Linked DNA regions of Homo sapiens: region 1 is linked to region 2. A link is a contact called in ENCODE Hi-C or POLR2A ChIA-PET data. All regions are on one chromosome and are shown on one strand. Each heading gives the region's core, a stretch centred on a gene start or an enhancer-like site at or near the end of the contact. The rest is flanking DNA. Distances are from core to core; before and after follow the strand shown.

What was found. A loop is a pair of places that touch in the nucleus more often than their neighbours do. ChIA-PET counts read pairs that join two places held with the same protein, here RNA polymerase II (POLR2A).
Region 1: a loop to region 2 is called in a map with no recorded cell type, with 2.8 times the contacts of the local background. The contact joins two enhancer-like sites. A Hi-C loop is called at or near these places in 1 of 168 maps with a recorded cell type or tissue (posterior vena cava) and 2 of 37 single-sample maps with no recorded cell type. POLR2A ChIA-PET finds 5 or more read pairs at or near these places in 5 of 52 experiments (HepG2, K562, SK-N-SH and 1 more).

What each region holds. Positions count from the first base shown.
Region 1 is chr12:93,200,612-93,207,343 of GRCh38, reverse strand. All of the region lies in intron 3 of LOC643339 (a long non-coding RNA gene), which reads left to right. Among named protein-coding and RNA genes, the nearest start is that of LINC02412, 30 kb to the right of the region's middle. Within about 2 kb of position 5,135, at least 3 of the 41 ENCODE cell types and tissues checked have a DNase peak (open chromatin) inside an H3K27ac peak, as active enhancers do.
Region 2 is chr12:93,166,037-93,172,689 of GRCh38, reverse strand. All of the region lies in intron 3 of LOC643339 (a long non-coding RNA gene), which reads left to right. Among named protein-coding and RNA genes, the nearest start is that of LINC02412, 5.0 kb to the left of the region's middle. RefSeq lists an enhancer at 4,450-4,999. Within about 2 kb of position 4,774, at least 8 of the 41 ENCODE cell types and tissues checked have a DNase peak (open chromatin) inside an H3K27ac peak, as active enhancers do.

The DNA of each region.
Region 1 (6,732 bases), core at 3,886-6,385, 34 kb before region 2:
ATAAGTTTTAAAGTTAATGTAGTCAAATGTGTCACTTTGGGTGTTTTTTGTTTTGTTGTTTTTTTGAGATAGGGTCTTACTCTATCACCCAGGCTAGAGTGCAGTTGCACGATCATGGCTCACCGCAGCCTTGACCTCCCAGGCTCAAGTGATCCTCCTGCGTCAGCCTCCCGAGTAGCTGGGACTATAGGTGTGTGCCAGCAAGCCTGGCTAGTTTGTTTTTATTTTTATTTATTTGTATTTTTGAGACAGAGTTTTGTTCTTGTTGCCCAGGCTGGAGTGCAATGGTGCCATCTCAACTCGCTGCAATCTACACCTCCCAGGTTCAAGTGATTCTTCTGCCTCAGCCTCCCGAGCTGGGACTACAGGCACGTGCCACCATGCCCGGCTAATTTTGTATTTTTGGTAGACAGTGGGTTTCACCATGTTGGTCAGGCTGGTCTCAAACTCCTGCCTCAGCCTCCCAAAGTGCTAGGATTACAGGCATGAGCCACCACGCCCGGCCGTTTTTTTGTATTTTTTGTAGAGATGGAGTTTTGCCATGTTGCCCAGGCTAGTCTCCAACTCCTGAGCTCAAGCAATCCACCAGTCTTGGCCTCCCAAAGTGCTGAGATTATCAGCATGAGCCAACCTGCTCAGCCACAGATTTTTCTTTATATGTTGTACATTTGATGTCTTATTTGAAAAATCATTCTCTATCCTAAGGACATGAGGATACTATGCTATATTCTATTCTTAAAGTTTTCAAGTTTGACTTCCACGTTTAAGTCTTTAATCTACCTGGCATCAACTTTGGTGTATCGTGTGAAGTAGGAATGTTATTTCTTCTCTTTGTGTCTCATGCTCTAGAATTTCATGATGCTGTTTCTTTGGTATAGGTTTTTCTTCTGTGCTAAGTTCTTTCAATCTGAAGATTTATGTTCTTCAAACCTTGGAAAAAGTTCTTTATTTGATTATTTTATCCCCTTCCTTTTCTCTTTCAGGAACTCCTATCAAATGTTTGAGATCTTGGATCAATCCTTTACATATTAATCTTTTCTTTCACATTATCAGTTTATTATTATTATTATTATTATTATTATTATGATTATAACAGTTCACTGCAGACTTGATCTCCTGGGCTCAAGTGATCCCCTCACCTAAGCCTCCTGAGTAGCTGGGACTATAGGTGCACATCACCACTCCCAACTAATTTTTAAATTTTTGTACAGACAGGATCTCACTATGTTAGCCCAGGCTGACCTCAAACTCCTGGGCTCAAGCTATCCTCCTGCCTTGGCCTCCCAAAGTGCTGGGATTATAGGCATGAGCCACTGTGCCTGGCTCAATCATTTCTTTTATATATCAGTTGATATAGGTATGTACTTATAATCAATTTAATAGTAATCATTATTATTTCATGCCACATATTCTCAGACCAACATTGCCAAAGGCCATTCAAATAAAATTGATACTTTCTTTTTGGTTAATGGTGACAACAAGATTGCAAGCCAATAGCTGTTCTGATGGACATGCTTCTTGCCTCTTTGGAAACTTCATAGCAGAGCCTGGACACACAACCAGTCTGTGTAATTCCAGTCCAGTGTTTGTGTACTTATGAAAACTTCATCAGGTGTCGCCTCTATGCAGAGGGGAAGAGCACCTAGGGAGGGGCAGCAGAAACTGAGCCCAGGCGGCTGCAAAGGTATGAAGTTGGGCTCCACTTCTGCCATCACTCCTTCTTTCCATCCCTCATTGGACATTTTCCAGCCTCATCTGCCAGATGTCTCTAGTGTCAAGAGCACTCTAATATAGCCCAGGGCACGGGATAGGGAAGAAAAGTGGGTTAGGGAAGATAGACTCTTGATGCCACTGTTAAGGGAGGGGAACAGGGTTGACTAATATGTATATATATGTGTGTGTGTGTGTGTGTGTGTGTGTGTATGTGTGTGTGCTTTTTAATTTATTCTCCAACTGTTCTAATGAATTTTCAATTTGAGCAATTTTATTTTTAATGCTCCCCAAACTTTCTTGTTCTCTATTGGTTTTTTTTTTTTTTTGTCCCCATAGAATTTTGATGTTATTTTATAGTTGCAATATCTTCCCCTGATCTTTCAGGGGCTTCAGGTTCTCTTCAGTTTCTTATGTTTTCTTTGTTTCTGATGAGATGCCTGCTTTTCTTGGTGTCTCTCTATTATCAAAGTTCTGGTCACCCTTAGCTCTTCATGCATAATGAAGCGTGAGCTGCTGGAGAGTGGAGCGGGGATGCTTCAGACCTCATTGGGGCTAACTTTCTGAGGGTAGTTGTTTTAGGACGATTGGCAGCAGGGAGTTGGCCGCAATACTTGGAAATTTTTTTTTCCTTCTTTTTAAATTAAGGAGCTGAATGCTTTGTGAACTGAGAAATTTCTGAATGCTATCCTATGGAGGTCTGTATTAGTCCATTCTCATGCTGCTATAAAGAATTGCCCGAGACTGGGTAATTTATAAATGAAGGAGGTGTAATTGACTCACAGTTCCACATGGCTGGGGAGGCCTCAGGAAACTTACAATCATGGCGGAAGGCAAAGGGGAAGCAAGGTACCTTCTTCACAAGGTGGCAGGAAGAAGTGCCAAGCAAAATGGGAAGAGCCCCTTATAAAACCATCAGATTTCCTGAGAACTCACTCACTATCATGAAAACAGCATGGGGGAAACTGCTCTTGTGATTCAGTTACCTCCACCTGGTCTTTCCCTTGACATGTGGGGATTATGGGGATTATAAGGATTATAATCCAAAATGAGATTTGGGTGGGGACACAAAGCCTAACCATATCAAGGTCTTTTCTCTGGAGCCATTCAGTTTCTCCAAATAAGAAACCTCATAATTCCTGTCTGGGCCTGGCTACCAGGAAACTATGTACAGGGATGTTTTGGTGCATTATATTCATTGATTAACTGTTCTAAATACAGACCTTTTTGGTCAATCCCACTTTGCTGTACTAATGATAAAAATGGCAAACTCTTAAATATTGCTTAATCTATGTCAGGCACTGATCTAACTGCTTTACATTGCTTACCTCATGTAATCCTCCCAACAACCCTATGAGGTAGATGTTATTACCATCTTAGTTTTACAGATGAGGAATCTGAGGCATAGGGAGATTAAGTAACTGTCCTGAGATCACCCAGCTCGTAAACTGTAAAGCCAGGATTTTCACCCAGGCCCCTTGACTGACTATAGGGCCAATGGAATGCTGCCTCCTTGATGGAAAAATCACATAGGCTGGGATTTGGGCCATTTCTGAGGGTTCAAGAAGATTGCAAGCCCCAAGAAAGCAGAGATTTTGTCTGTTTTACTCACACTGTACATCCAAATCCTAGCACATTTCAGTACAATGGATTTTCATGAAATAAATGAATTTATAGTGCCTTTCTTACAGAAATGGCACTTGTTGCTTTTGGGGGTGGGCTACTGGAAGGAGGTGCGATGATCTTCTAATTTTCTTTGGTTGTTAAATATAATCTTTTCTTTTGGGAAAGAGAGCAGAGCTGAGGTTGGAGAAGTGGTATGGGGCACATTTCTTTAGTAAAACTTCTTTATCTCCTTCCATGCTTGGCTTCCTCATTCTTTGTTCAAAGACTGTTACTGTTACTTGGGGAATGAGCTTATTTATTTTTTCTCAATATTGTGCACTATGAATCAACATTCCTGTCATTATCTGTTATCTGAAGTTCAGAGAAAACCCCCAACCCCCAGCATCCCCTATTAAAAACAAAACAAAATGAGTTTTGATATTTGGATTGTTCTCTTTGAATGAATAATACCCAACCTTTCGTTTCCTCCAAGAATGGCTCTTATTTGACAATGACTATTTTAAAGCATGAATTTCCTGAAATGGAATGACCCAAAGGCCATGGCAATACACATGCTTTACATACTTGAATTATAAAAAAAAAATCTGGCTCTTATTTCAAGGGTTTAATGCTGTTTTGACAATGCATTTATATCTTCCACTGAAACGTTTTTGTAAAAACGGGTTCATGCATAATCAGGATCTGAAGCTTTATTGCCAGTGTCACTAATATTTATTGTAGATTTTGGAGCAGAAAGAATTACCTTGTATTAGGATTGTTTGTTTGCAATTCCAGACTTCTCAACAGCTTACGATTAAAGAAAACACTTTTTAAAAGGATGGTGCTGATAAAAGTTTCTTTTTCTTTATTAAATAAAGCAATTCACTAGAAGTAAAGTATAGCATGAAGAGGAAAGTGGACAATTTATTAAAAGAAATCAGCAGGTGTCAAGAATTGCTTGGTTATAACTCACAGAAAACCATTCCATCTATGTTAAGCAAAACAGGAATTTTAACGGGAGATTATGGAAGCCCAGTACGTACTACAAAAGATGTCTGAAACCAGGAACTGAAAAGTCAGGGCCTGAGCCCACCCACCCTCCTCCCTTCCTCATGCCCTTCCCTGCTTCCTTCCTTCCTTCCTTCCTTCCTTCCTTCCTTCCTCCCTCCCTCCTCCCTTCCTCCCTTCCTTCCTTCCTTCCTTCCTACCTTCCTTGCTTCCTTCCTTCCCTCCTTCTTCCTTCCTTCCACAGATACCTATCAAGCATCTCCTATGAGCCAAGTACTGTAGATACAGTAAAGAACTAATCAGAGAGACCTCCTGTCAAAGAGCTTATATCCTCATAGAAGGAGATAGGTGATAAGCTAGTCAAAGTCAAATAAAAATAAGTTTCTTATAAGTAGAGTGATCATAAAATTTGTTTCCTACTTCTTTTTCTGCGACAGGGTCTTGCTCTGTCACCAGGCTGGAGTTCATTGGTGTGATCTCAGCTCACTGCAGCCTCAAACTCCCTGGCTCAAGGGATCCTCCCACTCAGCCTCCCAAGTAGCTGGGACTACAAGCATGTGCCACCATACCCAGCTAATTTTTGTATTTTTTGTACAGACGAGGTTTCACCATGTTGCCCAGGATGGTCTTGAACTCCTGGGCTCAAGCAATCCTCCTACCCTGGCCCTCCAAAGTGCTGGGATTACAGGCATGAGCCACCGTGTCCAGCCTTGTTGCCTACTTTTGAGAGTGAATGAGGTGCTATTAATAGTCATGCTTGACAATAAGAGTAAACCTGTCCAGGACACACTGGAAATGTCATGGGCAAAAGACTATGGCGAGAATTAGAGTAGAGTCATGTGGCGAGGGCTGGGTGGCTACTTGACACAGGTGATAAGAGATGTCCTTATATAAGCTGAGACCTGAGTGACAAGAAGGAGCCAAGCATAGGAAGATGACAGGAATGAGCCTCCTAGGTAGAGAGAACGACTAGAATAAGGGCTCCCAGGGAAGAACGAAGGTGGCTGGTGTGCACGGACAGGGAGAGCCTGGCTGGAAATGAGACCAGAGGCATAGGCAGGAGCCATGTGAAAGCAGTCTTAAGAAGGAGTTTGGCTTTGTTCAGAGCATGATGGGAAGCCACGGGAAGGTTTTCACAAAGAAATGACATGTTCTGCTTTACTTTTTGAAAAGACCATTCTGGGCCAGGTGCAGTGGCTCATGTCTGTAATCCCAGCACTTTTGGAGGCTGAAGCAGGTGGGTAGCTTGAGGCCAGGAGTTCGAGACCAGACAGGGCAACATGGTGAAACCCTGTCTCTACAAAAAATACAAAAATTAGCTGGGTGTGGTGGCACATGCCTGTAGTCCCAGGTACTCGGGAGGCTGAAGAGGGAGGATTGCTTGAGCCCAGGAGGTCGAGGCTGGGGTGAGCCATGATTGTGCCACTGCACTCAGCCTGGACAATAGAATGAGACCCTGTCAAAAAACAAACAAACAAACAAACAAAAAAAAACAAAAAAAACACTTTGTGTTTTTTTAATTGGAATTTTTATTGATTTTTTCCTTAGATGTGGTTATTTTTAAAGTTCCTATCTTTAAGAGACGCAAACATATGCAAAATCAGATCATTTATAGACCAAATGGTGTAATATCTGAGATTTACCTCAAAATTAGAGATAGAGGTGAATGACATTGGCCATGATTGGATGCTTGTTAATGGTGGGTAGTGGGGGTTTTGATTTACTGTTCTTTTTACTTCTATATATGCTTGAAATTTTTAAATAATGAGATGTTGCAAAAAAAAAAAAAAAAGAAAGTATCTCTGGTTGCAACTGTGTGGAGACTGTGTTTTAGAGGGACAAAGAGCAGGCAGACCAGTTAAGAAAAGCAGAATCTATCTGAGATATGGTGATGGGCAGGGTTAGGTTGGTTGTAGTATAGACAGGAGAAGTGGATGGATTTGGGATACATTTTGTAGCTGGAGCCAACAAGACCTACTGATAGATGAGTGGGGTGAGGATGCAAGAGGGGTCTATAGTAACCCTTCACTTTTTAGGTTGGCAACTAGCTGGATTAAGATGTTACTGACCAAGATAGGGAAGATATAGGAAGAGCAAGTTGGGGAATAGAGGAAGAAAAGTTCTCTTTTGGCCACGTTCAGCTTCACATACCTATTAGACATTCATGAGGAAATGTGAAGTTGGCAAGTCTGGCGTTGTGCACAGAGGACTGGGGTGTCATAGACACCTGTCATGAGCTACTCCAGGTGCTCTCAGGCTCACGTGCCTCAGGGGCCTTGCAGATTTGTTCTGCCTCTGTGGCTGGCTCTGTGTTGCTCCCACTGACCTTTTGTGGGTGTCACTTTCCATCTCGGGGATTTCTTATTGATGACAGAAACGTGCTCAATGCCTCTGTAGAAGTGACTGAGA
Region 2 (6,653 bases), core at 3,525-6,024:
CCAAAGATGAGAAACAGTAGGAAGCTGCTGCTCCAGGTTGGAGGGACAGAAGGAAGTGGGGATGTCACCAGAGGTGAGGCACTGGGACTGCCCAGCGGGAACTGGAGCTCTAGAGGAGGTGCAGCCACTGTCAGAGCAGCCACCCCAAACTGAGAGGGGCTTAAGTACCCTGACATTCCCTCATCCTACTGCTAAGCTCCACCACTGCTTCCTGTCGGCTGAGCTAACCAGACACTCATGGGCAGGAGCCTGGGAAAATGTAGTCTGCAGAGGTCGCGGTAAAGATGGGGAACAAACTGAGAGAAATAGGTAGAAGATAGGCCCAGAGAAGTTCATTACTTTTTCCAAGCTCTGACAACTTCTAAGTTGCAAAGTCTAGGTAGTTTGGTCCCAGAGTGTGTCCCCTTAACCACTGATGTACACTGCCACTCTGAGAACCTGGGGCCAGGCACTGAATCACATGTCTCAGATGTGTAAAATGAAAATAATAGTGATATCCTCTGTATGGGGCTATGATAAAGGGAAAATGAGTTGACACACTTCAAATATTTTGAATAGTGCCTGGAATATCACACGCACAGTAAATTTTGGTCATTCTTACAGAGATAAGGATCCCAGGAGAAGGCAGTGGTCTGGGCATGGGAACTGTGTCCAGCACTGTTCTAGGCTCTTTCTCTAGAAGGTAGTTGCTATCTCCATTTTACAGACGATAAAACTGAAGCCCCAAGAGTTTGACTTACTCACATAGCAAAAGTGGAAGTAGGACTCAAGAGTTTGATTCCAGAGTCAATGTGTGTATGCCATATTAAAATTCCTGTGTGATGGACTCTCTTACAGCTAAGCTACAGTTTCTATGGGGACACACCTGTGCCTTTTTTGCCTTTGATTCCCTAGCACAGGCTCAGCACCTGGTGTCTTGGAAGGCACTCAGTACGTATTTGCTTGGTGAATTATTAAATGGCCTGGTGATTTGCTGGTGCCGTGGAAGTGGAAGTTGCACAGACGTGTTTCTGGACTTCTTGGTCAGCAGTGAGGTGCTGGAGGCCCAGACTCTTTTCAGAAACTCATTCCAGGCCATCTCCATAGTGCATGCCCGAGTGTTCCAGCTCTGCTATTTCATCCATCTCTGTGATGGCTTCCCCTGGACCTCCGCCTTGTAGAGGCCATCTATTTTCTACATCCTTGAGTGCTCAGTGGTGACCAAGGCAAGAGGATAAGAGTCAGGGTGAGGAAAATTGCATCAGGGGGATGGAAGAGAAAATGAAATGGAGTCAAAGGTCACCATTACACCTTAAGGAGTCCTCAAGAGCACTTCATAATCATCATGTAATCTGCAAATGCACATCTGGAGGTAATTATATCCAGCTAGGACAAATTATTTCTACTTTTATCTTAGCAATTGACCTAGTATATGAAGTGGAAGCAATTCACTGTTCTCTGCCTCTGTTTCCCCACTTAAACAAGAGGGAAGAGATCATTTTCACGGAGTGTTGGAAAAGTACTTTTTCATCATTAGAGAAAGTCTGTAAAAAATTAGTTACTGAATCTGGCTCTGGCATGAGGACATGGGCTAAAACTGAGTTTTTGATCTGTTGCAACTGGTATGTTGTTGGGGACGCTGCCATTTCTTGAAGTTTCTCTCATCTTTCCAGCAGAAAGAGTTGGGCTTCTTATAAGAAGTTGATGTATATTTATTAACAGCTAATATGAGTTATGTATCTAATAATGGTTTCCTCTTCCCTTTGGCTGCTTACAAAGGGCAGAGCCAAATAGGCCAGCACTTGGAAGAATGTGGGATTTCACAGAACGCCTTTTATGTCCTAACCACAGCCCTGCTACTCATTTTTCTATCCTATCTTTTTCCCCCATTACTTTTATTTAACTGATGGTATCTTGCTGAATTTTGTGCATCTTGGTAAGCCATCCTCAAGCCTTCCCAGGACAACACAAATAAGTAAATAAATAGTTATTGACTCAGATGTTTTTAATCATAGACTTGATTCCTGGCTGTGCTTTAGGGAAGCACTTTGTTACTGGCACACAAGTTACTCAAAGTATCAATGTTCCATCACTTTCTAGAATGAACTAATACAGCAGAGATCAATTTATGACAAAAAGCTATAGTATATTAAACTCCAGAGTTCCCAGCTGGAAGAAATTGTAATTTTAGAGTTGGTTGATCCAGAAATAGATGTTGACAATTGACTCAATTTTGGTAATGTTTTAAATGAGTCTGTATTTTATTAATACATATACAAATGATAAATTTATAATTTTTTATTGTATTTTATTAGTCACAACCAATCTACACACATTTGAAAATGGTGGCATATACATATGGTGAAAATATCATTTTCACTGGGTGTCAAATTATGTTGGTGAGCTTATAAACTAGAAGATCCATTGCAAGAAGGCCATAGATTCCCTAGAGGTGAAGCTTTGCAGGCTGGAAATCTTGGCATTCTTCCTTTACTCATTTGTTAAGGCATATTGAGTTAGGTGCTAGTGTTCCTAGGCATGCTTTTGTATTACAGTGCTTCGCTTTCATGAAAATTGGAAAACAATTGGCTCAAACTCAACCTTTAGTAACAAAATTTCCCTTCTGACTTTCTAGACATGTGTCAAAATTACTTCATTAAATTTCAACAGTGTTTAAGCATGCGTTTGTACTGTGATTTTCACTTATTAAGCGCTCTGATGTAATATCTTGTTTTCAATTATATGTAATTTATCAATTATATATTCCTATTAAAGAACAGATTCAAGAAGAGAGGGATCTGATTTTGTGAAAAAGAAATTGTAGGGAAGAAAATCACTGGACTGAGGTCATGCTGCAAGTTAGAGGCCAACCCTAGACAGGAACTTTGTTTTCTAATTTTCTAAAGAGATGGGGTCTTGCTACTTTGCCCAGGTTGGCCTCAAACTCCTGGGCTCCAGCAATCCTCCTGCTTCAGCCTGCCCAATATCTGGACTACAGACACAAGCCACCACACCCAGCTAGAGCTTTTTCTTTCTTTTCTTCTTTTCTTTCCTTTTCCCTCCTTCCTTTCCCTCCCTCCCTCCCCTTCCTTTCTTCCCTCCCTCCCTCCTTCCTTCCTTCCTCTCTTTCTCTCTCCTTCCTTCCTCCCCTCTCTCCCTCCCTCCTTCCTTTCTTTCTCTCTTTCTCTCCTTCCTTCCTTCCTTCCTTCCTTCCTTCCTTCCTTCCTTCCAGGTCTCTCTCTACCCTGCTCAAGCCATCCCCCGCCTCAGCCTCCCCCACTCCCTCAGAGTATCTGGTACTACAGGTGCATGCCACCACATTCAGCTAGCTTTTGTATCTTTGTAGAGACGGGGTTTCACCATGCTGCCCAGGCTGGTCTCATACTCCTGGGCTCAAGTGATCCTTCCGCCTTGGCCTCCCAAAGTGCTGGGATTACAGGTGTTTACCACCACACTGGCAGAATTTTATTTCTTAAAATGATTTTTGCTGTTTTTTCCTTTATCTTATATTGCCTAAGGGCTTTCTTTTTTTTTTTTTTTTAATATTTTTAAGTAAACAGGGTCTCAAGCCTTCAGCCACCCCTTCATCTCTTATATTTCCCTCCAGTGAAATCATAGTACTATGCACAGGCCTGGGTCTCCTTGTCTTTCAACAACTTTGGCTTCCACTGGGGTCTTGAAATCCCTCCGCCATCAATATACAATAAGAAATCCAGCTTTTCCACTCCAGCTGGCAGCTTTTCTGCTACACAGATTAGCTTTTTCATGAACAAAAACTGGCACATCTGATCTATTGGAATTTTATGGCTGCTTAATGGAATTTATTGAAGGCAGCTCAGCAAAGTAGTGTTGCTATGTCTAGTCATGCCTCAGGAAGTGTCTGTACTTAAACCCCAATATGAAAAAGCATTCAAATCCCAGCACTTTGGGAGGCTGAGGCAGGAGGATCGTGGGGGTCGGGAGTTTGAGACCAGCCTGACCAACATGGAGAAACCCCGTCTCTATTAAAAATACAAAACTAGCCGGGCGTGGTGGTGCATGCCTGTAATTCCAGCTACTTGGGAGGCTGAGGCAGGAGAAGAACTTGAACCCGGGAGGCAGAGGTTGCAGTAAGCCGAGATCGCGCCATTGCACTCCAGTCTGGGCAACAAAAGTGAAACTCCATCTCAAAAATAAATAAATACATACATACATAAAATAAAAAAATAAAAAATAAATAAAAGGCCCCCTTGCTTGAACAACGTCCCCTGCAGATACTTTCTGGGCACAAGGGACGCCGTAAGGGCTCCACTTTGCTTATCTCCGCGCGAATCTTTTACTCATCCTGACACGGGCTAGTTCTAATTGATAATCCGTCTTGCTTCCTGGGAATCCCCGAGGAATTTTTAAGAGAAAAATGCAACTTGTTTTGTGAACGGAAAAACAAGTTTGGCTAAGAGTAAACAAATAATAATGAAAGAAAAGCTCATGAGAAAAATAAAAATGAAACAAAAGCACTCTTTCTTTCCTTTAGGGCAGTGCAGGGGACGGAAGGACAGTGGGAGAGGGTGGGAAACGCAGAGGAGGCGGCTGAGTTTATTTTTAACATCAAGTTAAAGACATACTCTGTGTTCTTTCCTTTTAAAAATAGGCTTTTAACGTCTTGAAGCATTTTGACTATTCTGCCTGTGAGGTAAAACCCCTTTTGTGGCTGGCAACTCCCACTGGGTCTTTTCCCATCATTAAAGGCTTACTGGCCAAGTAGTTAGAGCGTTGGAAAAACCCCAGCACTTTTCTTCAAAGGTTCCTCATTAGCATATGCACACAGCTTCTGTGCGCAGAGAGGCTTAGAAACCCTGGCTGCTTACCTGGAGCTTGAGCTTCCTTGCATTTTTCAGAACTGATGGTTAGGGGAAAATCCTCTTTTTAAAATAGTTTGGATTCATGAAATAGTGGAGACAGTCTTTTTTCAGTCCACTGCAAAATTTATTAGTTGAGTTTATGAATAACGCAACATACCGACACCTATAAAATTTGATATGGGTGAACAGATATGGTAATAGCTAATCTCTAACACTTTTTGAAGGCTTCCTATGGGCCAGATACTGTCTATATGCATTTAATGCTCTGAACAGTGCTCTCAGGGTACATAATATTATCATCCCATTTTACAGATGAAGAAACTTGAACTCAAGGCTATTAAATAACAAACTCAGTGAGTGAGTTTGGGGGAAGAGATTCAAACTCAGGCAAGACAGTCAGTTCAGGTCCACTGCTAGCCCATACCATAAGTACATAATTAGAAAAGAAGTCCCTACTTTAAGATATTTTTGCTTCCATCTTTTGGAAAGTTATCAAAAATACCAATTTTGTTAGAAGAAGACATTTTGCTGCCACTTACAAGACTGTTGTCACAATAAATATATAGATCTGCAATGTGTTGATGAGGTGAAGCATGCCCCCTTAGATGTGACAAACTTGTGCAGTGCACAGCCTGCACAAAGGTCCATGACAGCTGTTCGGTACACGTACACATGCAAACACACATGTACGCTTCCACAGAAGAAAAAAAAGGCTGTTTTAGTTTAGTCTTTTGGTCTTTTAGAGGTAACCAGGCTGATCTGACTTCAGGAACAGCTCTTCTATGTGGCTCAGTCTAGAATGAGTATAGATCATATAAAAGGGTCTGAAACTGGTTGTATTTGTACATAGTTCAAAAATATCCTACTCTTACTTCCTCTTTGCTTCTCCTCTGGGGAATAAACACTCAATAAACATTTTACACAGGAAGTTCCGTGTACATAGGTGTGTTAAAGGATGAGGATAAAATAAATAGAATAGTTCACAAAACTGGGGAGATTAAACTTTTATTACAGAAAATTTCAAACATATACTGAAGTAGAACAAAAAGTATAATGAACCCCACTTTCCTCCATGAACCTAACATCCAGCTGTAAAAATCATCGACTGATGGCCATTCCTGCTTCGTCTGGATTTCCACTCGCTCTCCTCCATATTGAAGCAATTCCTAGACACATCATTTTAGCCAAAAATATTTCAGTACATTTCTCTTCAAGATATGAAATCTTTTCAAAATATAACCACAATACCATTATTACATCTAAACAGAAATAATAAAAAGTCTTTAATATCATCATATAGCCAGTGTTCAAAATTTTAACTGTCTCTCAAATGTCCCAAATTTTCTTTTTTCATTTGTCTGTTTTTACCTTGTGTTTTTTGAAATGGGAACCAACTAAGTTCAAACATCCCATTGGTTGTTACGTTTCTTAAGTCTCTTTTAATGTACAAGTTCTCCCTTCATCTTCCTTCATCTCTCTCTCTCTCTTTTTTCTTTTTTTCCAGAGTCTGCATTTTGCTGATGGCATCCAAGTAATGTTTAACGTGGTTCTCTGCTGCAGAATCCTTTCTGTATCTGTATATTCTTTTAAGGTGCTTGGGTGAATTTGATCCATAGCCAGGCTTGGAAAATACTGGAGAAGTTGTGTTTCTGCTTCTGGATTTCTTAATGTCTTTTATCTTTTTTTTTAATTTCATTTTTCTATTTCTTTCTTTTTTTTTTTTTTTTTGAGATGGAGTCTCGCTCTGTCACTCAGGCTGGAGTGCAGTGGTGTGATCTTGGCTCACTGCAAGCTCCGCCTCCCAGGTTCATGCCATTTTTCTATTTCTTAAAT